3 separate regions of the Mus musculus genome follow, and all the other regions are linked to region 1. Evidence: chromatin loops called from intact Hi-C (ENCODE). Cell type or tissue: left cerebral cortex. All regions are shown on one strand.

What was found. Hi-C counts contacts between places; a loop is a spot of excess contacts. Peaks named below come from ENCODE experiments on the same cell type or tissue, not always from the same donor. Only the 100,000 strongest peaks of a DNase experiment are listed, where the experiment ranks them.
Region 2: a loop joins it to region 1, with 3 times the contacts of the local background. A loop is called at or near these places in 2 of 42 quality-filtered maps.
Region 3: it touches region 1 in a loop (13-fold over the local background); 2 of 42 quality-filtered maps call a loop at or near these places.

What each region holds. Positions count from the first base shown.
Region 1 is chr10:27,480,032-27,488,031 of GRCm38, reverse strand. All of the region lies in intron 1 of Lama2 (laminin, alpha 2), which reads left to right. Among named protein-coding and RNA genes, the nearest start is that of 4930579H20Rik, 94 kb to the right of the region's middle. In left cerebral cortex, no CTCF peak of the experiment used is centred here; DNase peaks (open chromatin) are centred at 1,281 and 3,800; H3K27ac peaks cover 886 bases.
Region 2 is chr10:28,074,798-28,082,797 of GRCm38, reverse strand. It overlaps Ptprk (protein tyrosine phosphatase, receptor type, K), which reads right to left and starts at 7,978. Exons shown (of 32, transcript NM_008983.2): 1 at 7,621-7,978. The coding sequence starts at 7,717. In left cerebral cortex, CTCF peaks have their summits at 4,338 and 6,539; DNase peaks (open chromatin) are centred at 6,179, 7,041, 7,447, 7,485 and 3 more places; H3K4me3 peaks cover 3,534 bases; H3K27ac peaks cover 2,209 bases.
Region 3 is chr10:27,319,736-27,327,735 of GRCm38, reverse strand. It overlaps Lama2 (laminin, alpha 2), which reads left to right. Exons shown (of 65, transcript NM_008481.2): 12 at 2,982-3,155. Among named protein-coding and RNA genes, the nearest start is that of 4930579H20Rik, 66 kb to the left of the region's middle. In left cerebral cortex, no CTCF peak of the experiment used is centred here; DNase peaks (open chromatin) are centred at 4,497 and 4,924; H3K27ac peaks cover 1,978 bases.

The sequences.
Region 1 (8,000 bases):
TGTGAACAAAAATCAATAGAGAGACGAATGTGAAGAGCCTGAATAAGATCATCGCACCTCAAATGTGTTTCCCAGTGTAGCTCAGAGGGTAAATTTTCCTTTCAGCAATAAGAACACTTAATATAACAAAAAAATTGCCCTCTCAACTTCCTACTTGATGAAGCTTTTTTTATAGACGATAGACTAACACTCAACAAACAGAGCAGAGCATCTAACTTGAATATATCATTGTACACAAAACTAATTTGTATTCAGAAATGATGGTTTCCAGTTTAGATATTTATTAACGAAGTCTGTATCTACATTCCAGTGTAGATTATCTTTATCCACCTCATTGTCATGGTTTCACATTATTATGTTGCTTTCCTAGTTATATTTTATATGTTACTCTGTGGCTATACATAAACCATAATATAGCCAACAGCTTGATGAATGTCTGGGTTCTAGAAAATTTCCCTTGCCTTATCCTTTCAATATTTCACTTGTATAGTTTCTTTTATTGTAAAGAAAAAACAAGCTAGAATATATGTTGTTACATCTGTGTTCTTCCCTGTCACCTTGTATCCATTTATGTAACTGGTAATCAGCACAGAAACCTGGATAATACTTCAATCATGCTATGTTTTATCCTTTCATTAATGGACCCACAATGTCACTGCTTGTACCTTGTAAATGTCTCTTGATTTGATTCTCCTTCTCTATATGCCCAATGCCAATGCCATCCACCCATGTTTGAATCACACCCAAGATATTAATTTACTACACATGCTGATAGTCTGCTTTTGGTGTGGTAAACCCTGCTTAGACAGTTGATCAGATCTCTCTCAAATTTACACCTTGTATCAGGATGCACCACATCTGATTTTACTTAAGATGTATGAGTCAGATTCCATTAGCTTTATGAGAAATCAGGTAATATCATTACCTGATTTTTATCATTAATATGTTTGTAATTTCCATTCATTCCATGCAATAGTATTTGTTGGGTGTGTCTGAAAATATTATGTAAAAGTGATCACATCGATGAAAAATACATACTCACTGACTCTATACTAAATGATAATAACCATGAAAATGTGGAGTGAGGCTGACCTGCTGGTCATATTGAAAGACATTTTTAAAAGCTGCATAAACAAGAGCATGGTAGTTCTTTCTTACATTTGTTACAGTTGTGCAAGATAATTCATAATTTCAAAAATGTCTGAAGAAATTAAAAAATGTGTGCATTCAAGTGTACATGTGTGGGCTTTTGCACATTTCCCCACTACACTCAGAAGCTTGAGGAGAACATCAAATCCCCTGGAGCTGGAGTTACTATATATGGGTGGGAGTCTCAGACATGTTTGCTAGGTATTGAACAGGGTTCTCTATAAGAGTATTACAAGCTCTACACAACTGAACTATCTCTCTAGTACCCAGAATGTTTACATAGACCCTATGTTCACCCTCATTATTGAGCTTATTTAAGCTCCATGGTACATACATATAAGATAATTGTACCAAACCATGTGGGAAAATGTAGGAAGTATGACAAAATTACTTTCTACTTTCTAGTGGAAATGTACATCAAATAAAAATATTTAGCCCATTTAGCATGTACCCAAAGATATGTCTAAATAAACTTACATGGTTTATAATGTAAATGTATCTTTCCATTTTTTGATTAAGCAACAGTGTAGTAAAGTCAGAATAAAAACCCAAGGTCTTAAGAATTTCATTTTAAAATTAGTCTATTCCTAAATAGTTTCAGTGTCCATAACATTTATAAATGAATTTTGCAAGAGTGAATGTTCTCTGTTAAACATTATAGGTGTCTGTATTGAGAACTTAACCGAGTGTCTATGTACTGGCTGGTTTTGTATCAACTGGACACAGGCTGGAGTTATCACAGAGAAAGGAGCTTCAGTTGAGAAAATGCCTCCATGACATCCAGCTGCAAGGCATTTTCTCAATTAGTGATCAAGGAGGGAGGGCCCCTTGTGGGAGGTTCAATCCCTGGTCTGGGAGTCTTGGGTTCTATAAGAAAGCAATTCGAGCAAGCCAGAGGAAGCAGGCCAGTAAATAACATCCCTCCATGGCCTCTGCATCAGCTCGTGCTGCCTAACCTGCTTGGGTTCCAGTCCTGACTTCCTTTGGTGATGAACAGTTTCCACTGAATAAACCCTTTCATTCCCAACTTGTTTCTTGGTCATGATGTTTGTGCAGGAATAGAAACCCTGACTAAGAAATTTAGTTCCAATCATTGAGGAAAGAGATCATTGAGATATAGAAAATTATATGAAATATGTTCTATTTTTATATAAAGGAGACTTTTCACTTTCAATTACAAAAATGCAATTTTTTTTCTTAGTTTCCCCTTCCCGTACTCTAAGCTTGCATGAATTTCTAAAAAAGAAGTGGTGTACATTTTAATAGAAGGGATGGTATTTGGGGACATGCTATTCTTTAAACAAACTCACAAGCTCAGATCACAAATTTTTCTGAAGGATATTTTAGAATCAGGGTTAGAGAATGATAACTTTATCCTCATGGATGAGGGGATTAGCTCTTACTTCAGTGTGGCTGCCATCACATTATTCACCAACGTCATTACAACTGGGTCCAGGAGGAATTCTACATAAACTGAAGGGTTCTCAGAGGAAAGAGACTAACCATATCAGAAGTCAAAAAAAAAAAAAAAAAAAAGACCTAAGAATATTTAAGTCATGGAAACCACTTTTGCTTTTTTCAGTAGTATGGGCAAATTCATACACTTTTAATAGGAAATTGCCCAGCCACTGAACAACAGAGATGAGAGCTCTGAGGTCACAATCTACCTATGGATGCTACTGCTCATTTAAGTAAATGCCATTTGCATTGAGGAGCAACAGGAACATTCACAGTGATTTCTTTTTGGTGGAACAAAGTATTTGCTCTTGCATCCCAACTTTCAGAATAGGTCTCCAATCTTTCTACACTTAAAATATAGAACACATCTAAGCACACACATATATGCAATGTTATATGATATATTCCTTTATTGAATCAAACTCAGTTATCAACTGCAATTTGTGTTCTCTGTATTCTAGTATACTTCCTCAATAATAAACATTTTTCTTTGAGGATTTTTCCTGTAATATCTGTTAGTAATTTCATATTTAATATAATCTAGCATAAAAGACTCTACCACATAAGATCATAATAGCAATTAACTTTTTGTTGTGTAGAATACAAAAATATGTTTTGACCCAACAGAAAAAAATGCCTATGGTAGTTATATTCACTATATAGCAACCCAATTTGTAGAATGTATATTTTTCTATTAAGTTATGTAACAATTTAATTAAAGCAAACAGATTGTTGAATTTCCAGCAATATGGCAGTAGAAATATTTTGCATAAGTGTACATAAAGTTGAACCTAAATGCAAAGAGGAATGTAGTAGCTACACTCTTAAGAAACAATAAGAATAAAGCTACTTGTGAACAGTTAGTGTTTTTGTGGTCCCATAGGGGAAAGGGTTTATTCTAAGTGAAGCACATTAACTCTTTCTGGTCTCCAACCATCTCCATTCATGTGAGTGACATGCCTCATTGTGGGAGTCATATTTCTGCAACCAGCTGTTTTTAATGTTGGAAAGTAAAATGCAGAAGCATGGAATGGTTCGGGGGACAATTTTTTTTCCTGTTAGAGATTCTAACAGATGCTGATATACTTTAATATCCATGGAAGACAGGGCAAATATAGAATTGCATCAAATTGATTTTGCAGAGCTTCCAAGCCAGATGGCCATTGGCATTTACATGGAAGAAGTCTATACTGTGCACTAAGTTGCATATTTTTGTGTGCAAGTTCTCAGCCATGGTGTGCAGTCATTGGTGTTTTGACAGCCATCTGCTCAGACCTAACTTTCTCTATTCATGTGTAACTAAAACTGAACATTTTTAAAACTGGAAAATTCCAGCTAGTTTTGATTTTTAGACAGTAAAAAAAAAAAATGTCAACTGTTGGGCATGAAAACTTAAAAGTAATGTCCCTGGTTGAAAGAGAAGATCTTAGTCCTGTTAAAAGAAAAAGAAAAAGAGTTGAAAAGAGAAAAAATAGAGGAATCTCTCCATGAATAAAAGGCCTTTAGTTTATTATCAACACATTCTATCTTTTCCATATACAAGGCTTTCTCAGCCAAATCATGAAGAACTTGGATAAATTAACAACCACGCAGTCTCATATATTTATAGCAAGCACTGTAAATATTTGTTGAAAGAATAAATGACTCACACATAATAATTTGCCTATATGTACATACTTTTAGCAAATTGACTGGCAGGTTTTTATATGTGGAGATGAGTCCACATACATTTTTTTTACAGGAACTTTTATATTATTATGTTGTAAGTGAATGGAGTTGTACTTATTAAGAACTTTTGTGTGTTTATAATACACCTACAGATATGCTAGGCATTCTGGAAATTCAAACTGGTAGAAACATGGCGTCTTATGCCAGAAGTCCATCTGCATTAAAAAATAAAAGATAAAAGGAGGATTTTAAAGTAAAATGTCATATCCTGTAAAGTCATTGCTGAAGGAGAAGGAGGAATGAAGATTTATTTTTAGCCCAAAGAAATGAATTTAAGCAGATTTTGAAGAAAACACTTCTAGAATTTATGAGGAATAATTCATGTGCAGGCATGAGCAGGAGCTAGAGAAGGTAGGAAGTTGGGTGGTGCATTCAGATGGAAGGTGGAACTCTTTTAACTACAAAATGGCACTTTAATTGAGAATTAAATAGGAAAAAATTAGAATACATTTTGATAGATATTGTAGATTATGGTGATAATATAAAATACCTTGATTACTTAGAGGAAATCATCATATTTCATCTCACGGTTAACTGAAAATTATTTATGGTTCTAGAGATCTGTGGTAATAAAGAAAGTGGACTTCTTTAATTTACATCAATGCATAGGAAACTAATTAGTTATGTTAATCTCTTTTAATATAAATGAAGACTACTAAAGTGTCATGGAGAATAATCAGAATTTAAAAGGACAATAAAAATAACATCTGCAGATTATAAAGAAGGAAATGCTGCTTCAGTTAGATTCCAAATCCTGTGAGCATATATCTACAATCACGCTTTGAATTATAAACCACTTGTAGCACTCTTTGCAGTGTTCATGTCTATGAATGATGCTAGCATTTGCCTCATCTTGTATTTGTGTTCTGGTTAATTTATTTGTCAAGTATTTGAGCATTTTATTGGATCTGGAATTATGTTGAGCAGATAAAATATTTGACAGTGTTTCAATTTGGTTTAGTGAGAGATAATCAATAAATATTATTTTCATTTACAATATTGAGGCTCCAAATCTACCTATTTCTTTCAGAAACATGATTTCCAAATCTGACAAAGTAGGCAACATTTATGTTACTAAAGAATAATGTTTTTCTGGGCATGTTGGTTGTTGTCAAGCAAATATCTAGCATTTTCAAAATGGTGTTTATATTCCTTGTTTCAACATGCTTGGGACAAGTTAATATTTACCTTCACTTTTTGTGAGTGAAGAAATCCATACACTGAAAACACATCATTTGATAAGATAACCTTGAGGTCTGAATGGATTTAGAGCCCAAACAAATGGGGTCTCTGGCTTAATCATATAGATATATTCTTGATTAAGTACATAGCATATTTTCAACTTGTAATTATTATTATTTTGATTAAATGAACCATATTTTGGAATATTTTACTGTAAACTGTGAATTCTAAGTTCCAAAGTTCCTCCTGGTGGCAATAATAATATTTTATAAAAATAAGGAAAAAATGCCCAGCCATTGGTTATAATACCGGAATCAAATCCCCAAATGTTTTCCCCTCTAGAGCAATTTCAGGATATAATACCAGCTTATGAGTTCAGATGACACAATATAGTTCTAAATTAGCCAGTGGTACAAGAGTAGACAGAACATTAATCAAGATTCAGGGAGAGAACAATAAACTCATGGATTATGTAGACATAAATCAGATGTTTCACACAGGAAACAAAAAAGCAATTTACTGGGAAAGCAAAAAAATCTTATGGCACTAAAACAGGTTGATGAAGAAATTTCTTGATGTGCTAGCATGAGGGAAAATATCTAGAGTGAATAGAGATTGCATTAGGCATCTGCAATGGAAGCTCTAATGACCATGCAACTACATACCAGAAAGTATAAATAAGAGTGTACCATGTATGGCTGAACATAAAACCTCAAAAATCATAGAATTTTATGCAGTCATATTGTCGGAGTCAGGGATGCAAACTGATTAGGAATATTTAATTAGAGGACAGTTGCATGAATGCTTCTGTATCAGATTTCAGATAAAATTTCCCATGTTGGGTATCTTTCTTGTAGGAAGAGACACTCCCAATTCTTACCTTCCTTGGACACATGAAAGAGATGTTTCCATTTATCCTAAGTAGGATAGCCAGAGGCAACAGAGGCCTCAAAATGACTGCCAAGCTGCTTGGGAATCAGTCAGCTTTAGTGTAAGAAGCCCTTTCTTTTTTTCATATTATAGAAAGTAATTCCCACTGTCCCTGCAACATTACTCTCTTTAGAAGAACTTGGGTCAAAGATCTACCCTACCACATTGGCTTTACATGGGTTTTGGGGAGCCAAGCACAATTACTCATTAGAGCTCAAGTAATTCACCCACTGGGCCACCTTCCAGCCCCTTGGTGTCCACGTCCCTTCAAAGACCTTAGGGTGACCAGTTGTAAATATCTTATGTGTAGGTATAAAGTTAGGTTTGCTTGCATATTAAAGGTTCCTCCGAGTCTCAGTTGGAATGTAGTGCTGTTTCCTAGGGAAGCTGCTGGCTGAGAGGTAGATAACTGGCTCCAGGTCTGTGTTCACTTTGTCTTCACCAAGCCTGTGTCCTGATCCCCTCCTAGGAATGTGAATACCAGATGGGGCTTGTTTCCCTGGAATTCTGTCTACTGTTATCATTGTTCACCTTCTGACTGACCTCAAGCTAGACTCCATTTCCTTAATTTTGAGACTCTTTAACTGTCAACTCCACTCAGATCCTTTTTTTGTTCTTAATATGGCAGTAGGCTTGATGACATTTATTCAGAAACTATGTTACATAATTGTGTTGCACTGCTCTGTAGCTCTGTGGAGACAAAAGACTTTGCTTGTGCCCATCACTTTGTGATGTTATGTCTCTCTCACTTGAATAACTGCTGGAGAAATTCAATGAGCATATGTCGGATACTTTCAGAAGAACCTTCATTGGCTAGAAAAGCGTGTCTCATATTTAGAAAGCCATCTTTCATTGTTGTTATTCCTTGATTTGCTTTTTACAATTGAGTTAACCGTGCTCACCCAGTATATGTAAGAGATTTATATGTTAGAGAGAAGAAGGGAGTGAAGGAGGGATAAAAGGAGAGGAGGAAGGAGGAGGGGAGAAATGGAGTGAGAGAGAGTGGGGGAACTTAATCCAGAGAAAAGTAAAAATACTTATGTAAATTTGAGGGTTCCATATGTATTATCTACAATGGCCCAAAGGTTCATGGTTCATGCACCTGACTGACAGATGCATAAATGATTTTTATTTTGTTTTTGGCTTTATTTTAGATCAGATACAATATAATGAATGTACTCCATGTAGAATTTTTTAAATAGTCTCAGGTGATTCACTCATTTTAAGGGATCTTTAATGAGTTTTTGTTGTTGTTGATTTCATGTGTGTGCTTAAAGACTAGTATCTGAGAATGAAAAGATTAAGACACCACAGCCCCAGCCTTCAAGGAACTGAAAGTCAACTGTTCACAGGAGGGTGTTAAAAGACAAAAATAAAATTCTGACAGAAAACTCATTATGTGTGAGAGTTTATGTATACTTGGTAAATGAAAAGCAAAAAGCATTATTAGCAAAACTGCGCTCAGTGACTGTAAAATGCTGAGTTTTAAGTAGTTACAAGAAGCAGCAGAATATTTGTGTTTTCCTGCATTTTTATGTGTGTGTTCAAACAGC
Region 2 (8,000 bases), 590 kb before region 1:
GGGGTTAACATTACTTCACACTTCTTGCCTTTCATCACTCAGTGCTATAACCATGTCATTATGCCAGTATTTTTCCAAATCACTAGTGAACAGCAAAAACAAATATAGCAGTTGTGATTTAATCAGAGACATCACTGTTGAAACAGCTAGCAAAAGTAGACACATTTAGAATAGTAAATGGAGAGGAAAAAAAAAAAAAAAAAAGAACACCACACAGACTCATTAATAAAAAGGCAATTAGGTCTTCTGGGGAAATTCATTTTCTAGAAGAATGCTAAACCAAGCTATAAAATGCAAGAAAATTGTGTTTTGACATGAATAGTGTACACTGTCTATTACATCATAATTTTTCTCTTGAGAAAACTGACAAGAATCTCGGTTCTTAAATATGAGCAGAAAAGACAGTAAAAAGAACCCCTGTGAAATTTAATATAGTCTACCTACTAACTCCCATTCATGAAATCTGACTGGCCTGCAAATGCAATCCTTATTACACAGATCATGGAAGAAAGAGAGAATAGTAAAGCTAGAGGTTACTGGTGCCAAAGTCAGAGGGAATACTATTTCCTGTACCAACATTAAATCAAGCAAAAATAGTTTACACATACCATTTCTGGTCCCTTAGGCAGTGTGTACCTATAAATATTCTTTTAAATAACGTCAACAAGTAAGACTATTTAGCTCTGTATTTGTTTTCTAATGAAAAAAAAGCTGTTTTCAAGCCTGAGAGTTCATTAAACGGAACAAAAGAAAATCTACATAATCACAATTGCTTTGATGTGTCAAGAATGCTAGATTATTATCAAGTAAATATAAATAATAATTATAAATTTTGGGCTAGACAGATGGCTTAGTAGTGTAGAACACTTGTTTCTCAGAGGACCTGGGTTCTATTCCTAGCGCCCACACAACAGCTCACAACTGCCCAAACCTCCAGTTCCAGGAGATCTGATGTTCTTGTCTAACTTCCACAGGCACCAAGCAAGCACAAGTCACACAGACATACATGCAAACAAAACACTCATATGGATAAAATAAAATAACAAATCTTTTTTTAATCTATAAGAAAGAATTATAAGCCCAGAGAAATTGAGTTTATGACATAATTTAACCCTTGTACAAAACTCTGGCAATTCTGTAATAAAGGGCACGTGACAGTCTTTTTTAGCTCACTTCTGTTTGTTCTAATGCAGTGTTTCCAAAAACTAAAATAGTCAAGCAAATCAGCTGATGGAAATTTAATTTCAGTTCAGTGTGTATAGGACTGGGTCTGACCACAGATCACCACATGGCCCTAAGCCTTGCTAAAGCTGCTGTCCCACAAACCAACCAAATGTTAGGATACCTTTCAGTAGAGGAACACAATGACCAAAAAGCAATCAGCCGTGACATTTTGGCCCTGATTAGGCTTCTTCCCTTCTTCTTGGCCTTGGCTGCCAAACCACACCAAAAAGGTATGAATGACCTGACTCCCACTTCAGCAGCTGCTAGAACAGCCCCCTGCCCAAATAAAACTAAAATAGTTTCTACTGCCATGCCAGGAGCTGCCTTGGACAAGGTTTGGAGCATCCGCCTAGACAGTAGGTTCAGGAGCAGGATGCACTGGGATAGCTGAATATGCAGAGGCCAATCTAGGAAGTTTATTGCGTAGCTATTAGTAAGTGTAATATACAAATGAAACAAATATTTCACCTCCTACCAAAATCGGTTTCTCAGTCTATAAAATAGGAAAAAATAAAATACTGAAACATGTCCAGTAATCTTTCCAGGAATATACGTGGGCGCTGTCTGTGCCATCTTTCTGATTCCTAAGCTTCTCCCTAGCATGAGTCTTTAGCAATTAAGTCCACACTATAATTAAGATATACAGACTTAAAGCTTTCAGCTCTCCCAACTAAATAACTGCAAACTATAATTCAACCAGAAGACTTTCCCTTGGCTTTGTTCCTGGACCCCTACTCAGTGATGCCTGTAGAGGATTCAGCCAGCATCACCCAGCTCACCACTTTCTTATACACTGAGTTCTGCGGTCCCTTAAGTGGAAACATGAATTATTTCACTTAAGACTACTTACTTTGCATCTAAAACAATTGTAAATGACAAAAAAAAAGAAGAAGAAGAAGAAGCCACTAATAATTTTCATGGATTATCAAGACAGCAGAATGCAAAAAAAAAGCTTTCTTTCTTGCAGTGTTAAGTGCGGAAATGGCAATGTTCCACAGCAAGATCGATACAGTCCCTGCATACTCTGCCTCAGTGTTTTCCCAGAACCTCAACAGCCTGCCTGAAGCCTATCACAAAAGGTGAGGTTTAGACTAGGGAAACTGAGTTTTCAGTAACCCAACTTACCAAAGCATTAACCACAACCGAAAGGTCCCCATAAGAATAGAAGACTACAGACAGGCACACTTCTCACAACAGACTCTGTAGCACGTGTCTTATGAGTAGCTGTGATACTTCACGGGTATTTCCCTGTCATGTTTGTACCAAGTGGAGTCCGAAGTTGGCAAAGTTTCTACCTTAGCCTTCATACCATAAACACCCAAATGTAGCAACTTCCAAAAAGATTTCCAAAGTCCAGTTGTACAGAAATTATTCTACTTATCTCAAAGTATCAGTCAACCTGGTATTCAAATTTTCTACCTCCTCTTACCAAAAAGACTATGAAGTCTTTCATGCATCAGAAACAGATACATGCAAGAAACAGTCTGTGCCATTAAAAAAAAAAATTATTCAATGGCTATGCAGGCTCATTTGGGCTTCAGTTGAAATTAAAAAGTAGTCTGATTGATGCATTATTCAATAGCTTGTAATCAAAAACCATTTTAAGATATATGGTGACTTGATATGCTTTGTATAATTCTTCAGTAACTATGACAAACGGCATAGATTATGATGAAAAACCAAATCATGTTCAAAAGCAATTACAACCTTTTTAGGCAGAGAAACACCATTTGATAAAGGGACACAGACCAGACACACATGATCAGCAGGGAAAGTCTGAGGGGGATGCACACAGGGAGATGTTTACATTCGCAGAATAGGAAATGAATCTGTTTGGACAAAGGCTGATTCTAGTAAACAACTCAGAAAATAGGAATCTTTTCCCTCTTCTGAAAATTGAGTAAATGATCTCATATAAGTATGCACACACATACACACACATAAAAATACAAACACACACACATAAACATACACACATACACACACATAAACACACATACACACACATAAACACACAAGCACACAAACACACACACACATACACACACATAAAGATACAAACACACACACACATAAACATACACACATACACACACATAAACACACATACACACATAGGAACACATAAACACACATACACACATATACAGAGAGGCACACTGCATTTTTAACTGTAAACAGTTTTGCTATTTCCTGCTTTCAACCTTCAGCAATTCCCTGTCCTCCCCTCAATGAAGAACAAGTCTAGGAAATGGAAACAGTGCCGACTCACACTCAGCATGACCTACTCTGTCAAAACACACAGAAACACACTCGGGCAGAAACAGTAAAAGGCAGTTGACAAACATTAGTGGGAGCCAACACACTTTCTCTACATGGAACTATAGCATGTAAACCCTATTTGAGGATCCAAGAAATACATACTAATACATCAATGTTGAACAAAGGGGTTGTCTTAGATTTGGGTAGCGGACTGGTCATACGTCTAGTATTTAAGAACATATATAAAGCAGCTCCTAGAGATATTTGATGAAAACCAAAAGCTTCTGATTTTTGAATATGCATGTGGGGCTTAGTTGTTACCAGCAAGGCGTGGGAGGGGTGTGGAAGAGGGACAGAGGAGCAGAGGGATTGATTTATTGATTTATTTTTGAGATTCACATTCATGAACACAAAGAGAAGAGCTGTCAGCAACACACATGCCAATGACCAAACAGCAGCGAAACCTGCCTCTTCCCGTCTGGGCGGTCCAGACACAAAATGACATCTCACGAGCAAGGAAATTCAGATATAAGGGAACCAGTGAGAGAGAAAAACAGACCTGGAGTACAGTTTGCAATTGTAATGTAGTTAGACACTGAAGGGTACCAGTCAATCAAAACTAGAAAAAGAAATGGCAAGCCTTAACACAGACTGGCTCCGAGTCTCCTCCCAGTAGACAATAATAATAAGAGAAAATTAAGTTTGAACTAGAGACAAGAAGACAAACACAAGGCAAGTGGTTCTGTTCAGATGAGTTGTAAGTTCCTAAGGGATGAGAAGGGTGATATGCCAGGACCTCTTCCAAAGCAGCTTTCTCAGGCTTACTTCATACAGACACAATAGTCCCTCTCTAGGTCATTGATAAGACTGCATCCAAAGGCACATGTAATTCTCTGCACTGAGAAAATGCTGAACCAGGAAATTTCTTTAAAATAACAAGATTCACAAGTATTTTTCCTGTAGTTAGGATACTAGAGGTATTAACAGTGACTCTTACATAAGTATAATTTTTGAAAGATGTGCATAGCTAAGCTAAAAATTGATCAAAGATGATTTCTATCATAAACTCATGGTCAGAATCAATTGTGGTGAAAATGGATGACTAGTGGAAGAACTCTCTCTCTCTCTCTCTCTCTCTCTCTCTCTCTCTCACACACACACACACACACACACACTCCTTGCTGAACAGCCTATACTTGCTGAGAAGAGAGTTCTAAGAGTTTAAAAGCCATAAAAGCTGAAACTCTGGCACTGGGCTACCATAATTTATGATGATTACACCCCAGGTTGCTGCACCATGCTCTACAGTTGACAGTGCACATAAATGACTTCACTTGATCTTCATAAAAACTATGTGGAAAGGTCAGGACAGGTATTATTATCCCCATTTTATAGATGAGAAAGCTGAGTTTCCAAGTGAGACTGGTTTTGTCGGGTTTGGGTTCTACAATAAGCTTGCTTCCACAGTGATACCAACATTAACAGCTACACAGCCTAGTAAATAGACTGGAGTAGCAGACTGGTTTCCCACACTTCAGTTTTCCTGGATAGAATACAGATAAAAGTGTCATTTTCAGAGACTCAAGTAAAAGGTAAAATGTATAGATAAAGTCGTGGCCTTAAAGATGTTTACTGTGGAGCACTTTTACACTTGAACTGCAGACAGAAAGGAGAAGGTTGCACTCTGAAAGTGTTAAATGTGTGACTGAGACACACACAGAGATCCAATGTATATATGACATACACACATTCCCAACTACACTATCCTCCCAAATGTGTAGTTATGTTTCCTACATTAACAGCCACAGAGTACTCCTGGAAAGTGGTGAACCACCCTTGGTGATCATGTTATAAAATGCATATATAGTAGGATGAAGTACTTTAGAATTTAGAAAATATGTCTCTTCAGCTCTTTAAAGCATGTTCATTTAAATGCCTCCAAAAGTTCCTCATTTAAAATAGAATAGTGGGAAGGGGGGAAGCAAGGAACAAAACAAAGCACTTCCAATTTCTTGTCCCTAGTCAATGCTTTTTTTTTTTTTTAACAAATATGCCATAGAGTTTAATGGCATTACAATACCAAATGATTTATGACAGCCAGAAGAAAAGAGATGTCTACAAAAACCAACTTTCAATCTCTGGAGAAAAACAGATAGGTGCGCAATCTGACTTTAAACTCAAGAGATAAAAGGCCTTCATTTGTGGGCAAACATAAGGATGAGAGCCAGATCTGTGGAGCCTGCATTCATTATAAACTCCCAGAAACAAATCTGCACAGTGTGATGAGGCACTCTCGGTACACAGTGATTAAATGATAAATAACATTTTTAAAGAGAAAAAATTCTCACATGTTGAAAATCTATCCATCAGCTGCTAAGACATCACTAGTCTCCAGTTCTAAATACATGTGTTTAATCATGTAACTGGTAAAGTTCAATTAACAAATAACATGCCTCCTCAAGCAAGGCTCTCCGTGAAGCGACAAGCACCGTGTAGAAATCAATACTCCCTCCAACTTGCTGCATATAATGAGTTACATCAAGCATGGTTCCAATACTAACAGCATTGTATGGCAGAGACACTCGGTAACGCGGAAACCAGAAAATTAAATTAAGTCGTCGGAATTCATTGCATAGAGCTGGTGCCTTCTGCACACCACCCCACACACGGTCTTTCCTTTGCCTGCTACCATTTCATAGTCTCTGCCTACGAGGAGGATACACTCAAGCTCCAGACTCCGAGGTCTAACTCCTAAAGGGGAGGGGGAAAGAAAAGCTAAGGGACGATTTGCTCCGGAAAACATCATGGTGAGTGTATTTCCAGGAAATCGAGCAGTCTCAACAATGAAACTATCAAGTACAAAGTAAGTTCTGTCTTCCCATCCTGCTGGTTCAGCCAGGAGCGCGGCTGTCGCGTTTCCCGTCACCCTCTGGCCACTCTGTGTTTCCACAAACACTGGGAACCAAGGCAGCAGCGGATGCGCCCTCCAACCTTGCTGGGCTGGGTGGGTTAACCAGAAAAGTTGTAAAGCCTTGTGGGAGGCAGAGGCTTAAACCTGGGAGCCCGCTCCCCAGCGTCCACCTGGTGAAACTTCAGAGCCGGCAGATACATAGAAGCCAGCGACCTACAGGCAGGATATCAAAACTGGACGGGAACAGAGACCACCAGTCTGAAAGACCCGGAATCCTGGGACTTATCTGAGCGGTTTTACTTAGAACTCAAAGGGATAGCCTGGAATATCGCATCACGTCTCACTCCTGGGTTGTCCAGGAGAACAGCGAACGTTCCCAGCCCAGGTCACCCAGGCGGACTCAGGGTGGTGTGGAGCCAGATTTGAGCTTTGTGGTGGCTTCGCCCCATAAATAGGGTAAGCCTTCCGGGAATGGGAGCCCAGAACTCGCTGCCCAGGACAGCTCTGAATCTACCCTTAGAGCTACATTTACAAACGTCGTACGGACTCTGCCAATGTATACATACAACGTGCTCCACGCTGTGTGCTCTGTAATCTATCCAGGAGCAACTCTGAACCCTCAGCAGAGGAGGAAGGAGCCTCCAGGAGGCACCGGGAAGTAGCTGGACAATAGTCAGAGGCGGTTATACCCGGGACAAAAAGCACCTGGCAGAACACACCGAGATCGGTCCCTATGTGTCTCCACAATTCTCACAAAGACTTCCCGGGGAAATTTTGAACAGTCTGGCGACAGAGAGCCACTAGCCAGCTCAGCGAGCCATAAAATCGTGGTCCCGGGAGCCCTAAGTACTTTTTCTTCCTCACTTCCCTAACTAATGCTGTGGACTGCTCCCGACTCCCAGGCAAAAAGAACACCCAGGAAAAGCAAGGTCGCCACACACTCCATCCAGCACACCCTGGGCTGTCTGCGCGCCGGACTAGCCTCAGAAACAATGGGTCGAGAACGTAAAAGTTACCTGCGCACGGGGGCGCACAGCTCTTGGCCCTGCGTCCCGCCTGACACAAACTCCCAGGACAGACCTAGCTCCAACCTGCACCACCACCACCCCCGCCACCTTAAGCGGACGCCCCCTGGATCCCCGAACCCAGCACCAGCAATCAGTCAGTCCTTCCTGCCTGAGTCCAAGACTGTGGACAGACACAGACCACCCCCAACCTCTCACCTGCTGAGAACTGGCCAAGGGCCGACCCCAGGAGAGGCCACGGGTACAGAAGCCAGAGAGCTACAAAAGCAGGCAACGCAGCGGCCGCCACATCCATGGCGAGTTTGGGAGAAGTTTCAAGCAGCTTTGCAAAGAGCCTCCGGGGGAATCGCGGTGAAATCCGCCAGCCAGCAGCCCGCCCGGCCTCGTCGGGGGGCTCGCGGAGACGCCGCGGCCACCCGCCAGCACTTTCGTCCTTGCGCAACGTCGGCCAACTACCTCGCGGGCGAAAGCGTCTCCAGCGTCGCCCGCCAGCCGCGGCCGCCGCTCTCCATGCTAGGCAGAGGCTGCTCAGGGTAGTCCAGAGTTAGTTTGCTCTGGGAGGGACGGGGGCGGAGCCT
Region 3 (8,000 bases), 160 kb after region 1:
TAACTCTGACTCCAGGGAGATCTTACACCCTCTTTTGGCTTCTGTGGGCTCCCATACTTATATGCACTTACCTTACCCACATGTGTGTGTGTGTGTGTGCCTGCAAGTGTACACACACAGAGAACTAAAATAATCTTTATTAAAATACTGTTTGAAATGTATAGACTGATTCCTCTCTGAAGTTGATATAGCTGTGGTCAAGTCCCAAAAATGAAATATACTAAAAATTGTGGTGCTTTCCTCCTAAGCACAAGAGGTATGAGAAGAAATGTAAGAGCACCATAGTAAATATTGCAATTCCATTCACCAACACAATCCATGTGTCACTTAAGAAAAACCTGACTTATTAGTTCTTCAGCAATAACTTAGAGTATCTTTCTCCAAATAAACATGTTTTATATCTTTACCCACATTGCCCACTGTGCTTCCCACTGCCTGTCTGTGGAGAGCCATTTCTTTCCCAGTAGAAAACATAAATAGTAAACGAGATCTGGGAATTGCCACATTTACATTGGCTGGGCTTTGAGTGCGGAGCATAGAGGATTCAGGCTGGAAAGAGACCTTCAGGGTGGGTGAGGAAGGAAACTTCAAGAAAAAGGCCTCTGAGACACTTGGTGTTCCACCTGGATAGTTATTAATAGATTGTGAACTGCAGAGTAGCATACAGTCATGTTCTACAGACTGCTACTCTGAAACACTACCTCCTAAACACTTCTTTCTCCCAGGTTTGATCTGTCAACGAATCCAGAACACAATCATCTAATATTGGTCTGTTTATATTTCTTGTAAGTCAAATATGAAATAAGTAGTTTCTGAATGCACTTGTATAGCTAAGTGTGAATATCTTTATACTTATCCAATGTATTGATTTCAAGGCAAACCTCAAGGAAATAATAACAAATGGACTCAAATTCTAATTTTACAGAATCATGCATAACATCTCTGATAATGCCACCAATAGATTTAAGTTTCATGGCTTCTCATGGACAGGGATTAGGTAGAAAGTCTTGATCTTCAGAACCTACATATACACTCCTACCCAGATGTCTCAGAACACCTAAAGACAGCTAAAGTCTAAAAGGGAACCAAAGGTCAGAATTTACTATTGGCTACCAAGCCAATGGCCTTTGACCTGGTTTGACATTTTCTTTTGACCAAGGCAGTCTTCACTATCCCAAAGCTTTTAAAATGATCAAAAACTAAATAGTCTCTACATAAAAGGAAAATTAAAATTATATTTATTATATACATTGTTAGTCTTATTACAGTGATTGCTATTGCTTGTAACATAAATTATCTCTTAGGCAGTAAAATTCTGAAAATGGCTGCCTCTGTGGTGAATAACCATGGTTATCAGCTTGTAGTCTGAGGAGAGTGTTCCTCTCAATCTATGCAAAGACATCTGGGTCAGAAGGACTCTCATTTAATCAATGGTTTATTCTATTCATGGAAGAAAATTTTGCATAGACTATTGGGAGACGGTAGGAATACTGGATGTTGGGCCTGCTCAGAGGGAGTAAGGCATGGTGGGGCAAGTTTGGGGAGCAGACATGATGCCATGGATTCTTCATCTTTATGCCCTGCCCACTGGCTGCCGTGAGTTAAATGGTTCTTCTCTACTACTATCTGCCCACTGTGGTAGACAAATCTGGAAGATGGGAAAAAAATAAATTCTTTCCCTCTGAAATTGTTGATGTTGGGTATTTGATCACAGAGATGATAAAACTAATACAAGTCTGGTATCTCCTAGCCTTCCAGTTCAGCCAACAGTTTTGTCTATACAAGATGGTTTCAGTTGGAAGTGGGAGTGTATACTTGACCTTGACTGAGCTATAATAATGTAAGGCAAATCATTACTCATCTTTTATTCCTCCTTTAAAATGATTCCTTTCTGGGCCAAGCTATGAGTCCCCAGAGTCCTTCTGATCTTATGGTTAAGAATATATGCAGTTTGGGGAGACGTTGTCATAGCAACATCACTGTGGATTCAAATGACCTGGAGCCTCAAAACAGAAAATTCATAAAATAGGAAGACAGGAAATATTGAATGAAAGGAACCTTTTAGGTCCTGCATGTATGATTTCCTTTGTCTTCTGCCTTATAAATGCATATACAACACTTGTGAAATATCAGGTTTAGTAAGACAGTAAGAAATACTACTGAAGTGAAAAATGTGAAATTCTAAGTCAAATTATTTGATATATTATATAACATTATAACACCTGATATAAATTAGAATGGATTTCTATTTTTGGTTCAGTTAGCAAAGGGGCTCGAGTTTAAACTGCTAATGCTCACATAAATTGCTAGTGCAATGGGACATCAATAATCCCAGCGGCAGGAGTCAGAGAGGGGAGGGTCCCCGGACTTGAAGGCAGTCTCATTACATCAGCACCAGGGTAAGCAAGAGACCATGTCCAAACACTAAAAGGTACAGCGCAATGAGGAACACACACACACACACACACACTCACACTTGCACTCACGCACACACACACTCACACTTGCACTCACGCACACACAAATAGTACTTGGAATCACAGTTTAAGGAAACAGTAAACTGATCATGATATAGTTCTATCAGATTCTCAAAAACTTCAATTCAAAAATAAACAATGGATTCTATGTGAGTGTATATGGTAATATTGATGATATATATAATATATATGTATATATAGGCATAATATATATGTATATATGCAAAATATATATGTATATGTATATATATAATATATGTATATGTATATATATATATACATAATATATATGTATATGTACGTGTATATGCATGTGTGTGTGTGTATATATATATATATATATATATATATATATATATATCCTATGTTTACAGTGTCTGTAGCTTTTCCCTACTTTTAGTCAAAAACCCCAGTCAATATGCCAGAGGGACAAAAAGCTGCTGCTGTTTCTTGTTTGTGTGTTTATTTGTGTTTTTTAACTGATGAATTTATATTTTCTTTAAGATTCAAGACATGCGTGGTTGGTATCTCACAGACCTCTCTGGCCGCATTCGGATGGCTCCCCAGCTTGATAACCCTGACTCACCTCAGCAGATCAGCATCAGTAACTCTGAGGCCCGGAAATCCCTGCTTGATGGTTACTACTGGAGTGCACCGCCTCCATATCTGGGAAACAGAGTAAGTCCATTTTTGACATTCTTCTTGCAACTGTATTTTAACCCACCTATCTAGAAAGTGAGTTGATTTAATAAATTTAAATGAAATCATACACACACTCTATTACATTTATAGGAGCAACTAAATGAGATAAAGTTGGGCATTCTCTATGTGGCATGCCTGATGTAATAGGAGATATCAAAGGCCTGTGGTACCCTTAGATTTTCATTTAAGTTCCAGGTAAAATTTTGAAAAACATATTTTAGATATTGGAGGAAGGTATGATATGTTTATTTAAGTATAACTACTTTTTACAGTAGTCTGGGGTGTTTTTTTTCTTTTTCTTTTTTTTTTTTTAACAAAGTTTTCTTTGTCTGTCTCAATTTTATCTTAAAACTGATAGGCAAAGTAGTTGCCTTTACCCTGCTATCTAATATTCATGTTAACTGGAAAAACTGATTTATTATGTATCTATTTTAATACTTGCTATGAGGCACATGAAAACTACGTGTCTTATAGAAGTTGGAGATAGAAGTATCTATCTATAAGAAGATAGAACTTGCCATATTAAAAGCACACGTTGTCTTCAAGCAGACACAAATAAAATACACACAGAGATAAACAAGGAGACTGGCCTTGAAAATTCACAGTGTGTGTGTGTGTGTGTGTGTGTGTGTGTGTGTAAAGCTTTTTCTATTGTACATTAATTCTCTCTAGATGTATTTCTTGATGTTTAGAATTCTGTTTTCTTTTGCCAAACCATTTGTTAAAAACTAAATTTAAGAATTTTGTGAATATTTTTCTTGTAATGAAAATTAATATCTTGTCATGGATTAAGTTACCTCATTAATTACACCAGAAGATTGTGATGGGGTAACATTATCAGCTGTCATTTCTAATCACATATTGTCAATACCAAAAAAAAACCCCTTCATTGGTTAAGTAAACAAAAGTATATTTACAATTATTGACTGTATTGCATAATATGTGAGCAATAGTAATAGAAATAATAGTAACTCATATACTGCTCAGTGAATGGGAATTGGTAATTTAGTTGATTGAAACATTTCTACTCATAGCCAGGTTCTTATTTTTAACAGGCTTCTAAATACTACTATGAAAAATGTGTAAATGAATAAAGTAGGTTTTCAATGAGTATGTATTTTAAAAAAGACAGCATATGTTGCATAAAATTCAATAGCTGTGATAAAATATAATTAAACTTTTATTTGCTAGGCCTTTTATGACTTGAAGTCATTTTATCCTATTTAGAAATCTCCTATATTCCTGACAAGAACAAAACAGCATGCAGCTTGGATTTCTTCTGCTTAACATTGCCAAAAAGTAAAAATAAAAATAAACTTCTTTTTACTCCCAAAAGGAGCTTCAGGAAGAAATTTGGGTCAAAATCTGAGGAGTTTCAGATCTATCCTTCCTTCTTTCCTTCTTTCCTTCCTTCCTTCCTTCCTTCCTTCCTTCCTTCCTCTCTTCCTCCCCCCACCCATTTTATATTAAAATTTATTTAATTAAAGGCAGCTATGAATAGAAATTACCGTTATCATATTTTCCATTATTTCTTTTTTGGTCATATGCCTTTTCTTTCTGTTGGCTGAAAATCAAACCAACAGAAGAAAAGCAAGCAAATGGGATATTAAATAACAGCAGAGCAAAGGATTTGGACATCCTGTTCATAGTGGTTGGATCCCAAAGATAACTTCGCTCCTCTGGCTGACCTGTTTTTTCTAACCACCCACAATGAAACTCTTCATATTCCACAGCAGATCTTTCTTACTCCACAAAGCCCTGCCTACTTCTGTCCCAATTTCCATTCAGTGAGCAAAACGATGGTAACGGAGTGTGCAAATTGTTTGACTATGGAAGGCATTTTCTAGTGTACCGTGAAAGCCCTCAGTGGATTGCTGTCAGCTTCCTCAGTATGAATGAAACAATTTGCCTTAATAACTGAACCATATAAATTTTTGATACTACAATAATACTGCCAGCTCTCAGAAATTACCACAGTACATCTTAACTGTCATGTCACATCATGTAAATTATAGTCATGATGACACACTTAGCTTGCTTGATTTAATATCTTGCTAAGGAAATGGAAAATTGTAGGTCCTTGTTTGTAAATTCAATAAAGCCACTTTTCTAAATAGTTGAGGCTAAATTTTTTTCTTCCAGTAACTGCCATTTGAATAAGAGCCACTGCCAGAATCTGATAAGAATAGTGCATCATGATTTTCTTTTACATCTGCTTAATCACTGAGTTTTATTGATAGGCATGGTTTGTAGGCTTTGAGTATACTCCCCTCTACTGTTTTTAGGGTTAATTCATAAGGTAAAAATTTACTTATGAGATGTAATCACATTTTTCTTAAATGTAGATGGAACAGATTCAGGAATGTTTTCTTATCTGTGTAGTTACACAGCTGCTTGCAATAGAAAAGAGAGACACTGGGAAACTGCTCCCATAATAATGGCAGCTCTTCCCTCACCTCTTAGGATCGTAACAACATATAATACAAGAGCCCCTTCCTGGGACACACTGTGATAGGACACAGGTCATCCTGCTTGTCATTAAATTCCAGAGCACAAGATAATTTAATGAAGAATACATTTTATCCTGTGAAACAATACTACTCTGTGGAAAGTAAGCCATATATAAGGGGCTATAGGACTATGTAAGGATAGTGGATGAAGCTCAGAAGAGTACAACCCATTGATGTGTCCACCAATAAAATGTGACCATCTCAACTATGAATTAATTCCTCAATAGTAATTATAACATGATTTTTTTTCTCCTTGATGAGCAGATAGCAGGCACTACTTGTGGGTTTTGTCTGTTTTATTTTGTTTTGTTTTAGTGTAATTTCCCCATCTATTTCTCCAGTGTTAAGTCATCTACCCATGGATTGCAGTGGATACTGTTTTTATTTTCATGTCTTGGGCAAATATCCCTGCTTGGTTTTAGGATATTTGTGGAAGAGTAGATGGAAACAGGTGGGGGAGGAAGGAGTCAGAGATCAGAGAACCCTTATAGCAGCTGCTGTTCAGAAACAGTTTGGGAATTTCAAAGTTAGCCTAATTTACTGCTTTGGTAAACTCAACATGGCTGGACCTTTGATGACATCACTTGCTTAGGGTTTCCCCTAGAAGAATGAAATAGTTTTACCAAAAGTGGTTCTCTTAGTCCATGAAATTCTCTGAGAACCGGCTTCAGTAACATTCCTAGTTTTATTCGTACTCTGCTGTTAAGGTTTGAAGTTATGTCTCTGAACATTATTGAATTAAACTTATGTGATTTTTTTTTACAAAAATAATTCTTATTTTCCTATACCATCTATTTCTGTGGCTAGCGTAGAGAAACATTATTTTGATTAGGCTGTTGACCACCAAGTGAGAGTTTATAAGGGAGTTGAAAGTCATTTTTAGGGTTATATATTTAAAAAAGATAAAATGGCAACATTCATAATTCTACATTTCTCAATCAGCAATGATTTAGAAATAAAGTGAGACCCAGGAACTGTTTTCTGCCCGGAAGAACATTTAGAAACTCTTATGGATAAGTGAGAGAATTAATGTTCAAACATAAAAAAAATAAAAAAAAATTCATTGACTATTTTTACTATGTAATCTGCTATGCAAAAGTACCTACCACAAAGATCAGTTCAATGTCACAAGGAATAGTCTCACAGTAAAGATATGTCATTCCTGTAATAGTACTTTGATATTTACCTTAATTCTCCTAGGAAATTAGTATAAAAAGAACATTTTTATGCTAATAATAACTAATAATTAATGTTTATGTGCATTTTATTTTATTTAGTTTATAATTAAGTGAAACTGAAACGGGCACAAAAATCTTTTTTTTTTTTAATTAAATGAGTAAGTTAAGTTAGATAAGGGAATCTTCCTACATATTTACCACCCTTCACAGTTAGGCATTGTTTAGACATTTACTTACTTACTTACTTACTTACTTACTATTTACTTCCTTGAGTCATTGGCTTTCAATCAAAGTACCGAAGCAACCTATCCAACAGAAAGCAAATGAGTAGAAATAATAAAGGGATTGTGAAGCCTTAAACCTGTACTCTACGTTCTTGGGAGACTGAGGCAGGAGGTTTGAGTTTAATTCAGTATGGGCTATAGGATTCTATCACAAGCAAAGATAAAACAAAGGTATTAACATATTTGAATATAAAGAAAAGCAGTGGAATGCAAATGGCAACAGATGAAATACAGACCAAAACTTGATATTAGAAGGAATAGATCAAGGGACATAGGAACCCCACTCAGGCCAAGGCAAGGGTTCCTTCTGGCTTGTAACTGTGCCATGAGCAAACCCAGCACTCTGGCACCCCATGCAGCCCTGCAAAACCCAAAGAAGGATTGACTCCCAGGAGCTCTGACACAACAGGTTATCAGGAGCTTGGTCACATTAGGATTTCAGGATCCAAGAGGCATCTTAAATCCCAGACAATCTGACACACTCAGGATCTCAGGATCATAGGAAACCAGAATCACAGGATCACAGAAACAGCTGGACTCTGAGGAGTTCTCACATAATCAGGATCACAGGAAGGACAGGCTTCAGTCAGAGATAGCAAGGGCAGGTAGCACTAGAGATAACCAGATGGAGAGAGGCAAGGGCAAGAACATAAGCAACAGAAACCAAGGCTACTTGTCATCATCAGAACCCAGTTCTCCCACTACTATGACACCTCAAAATACCAGAAAAGCAAGATTCTGGTCAAAAATCACATGCCATGATGATGAAAAGAAAACTTTAAGAAGGACATAAATAACTTCCTTAAAGAAACACAGGAGAACATAGGTAAAGCAAACAGCTGAATGAAT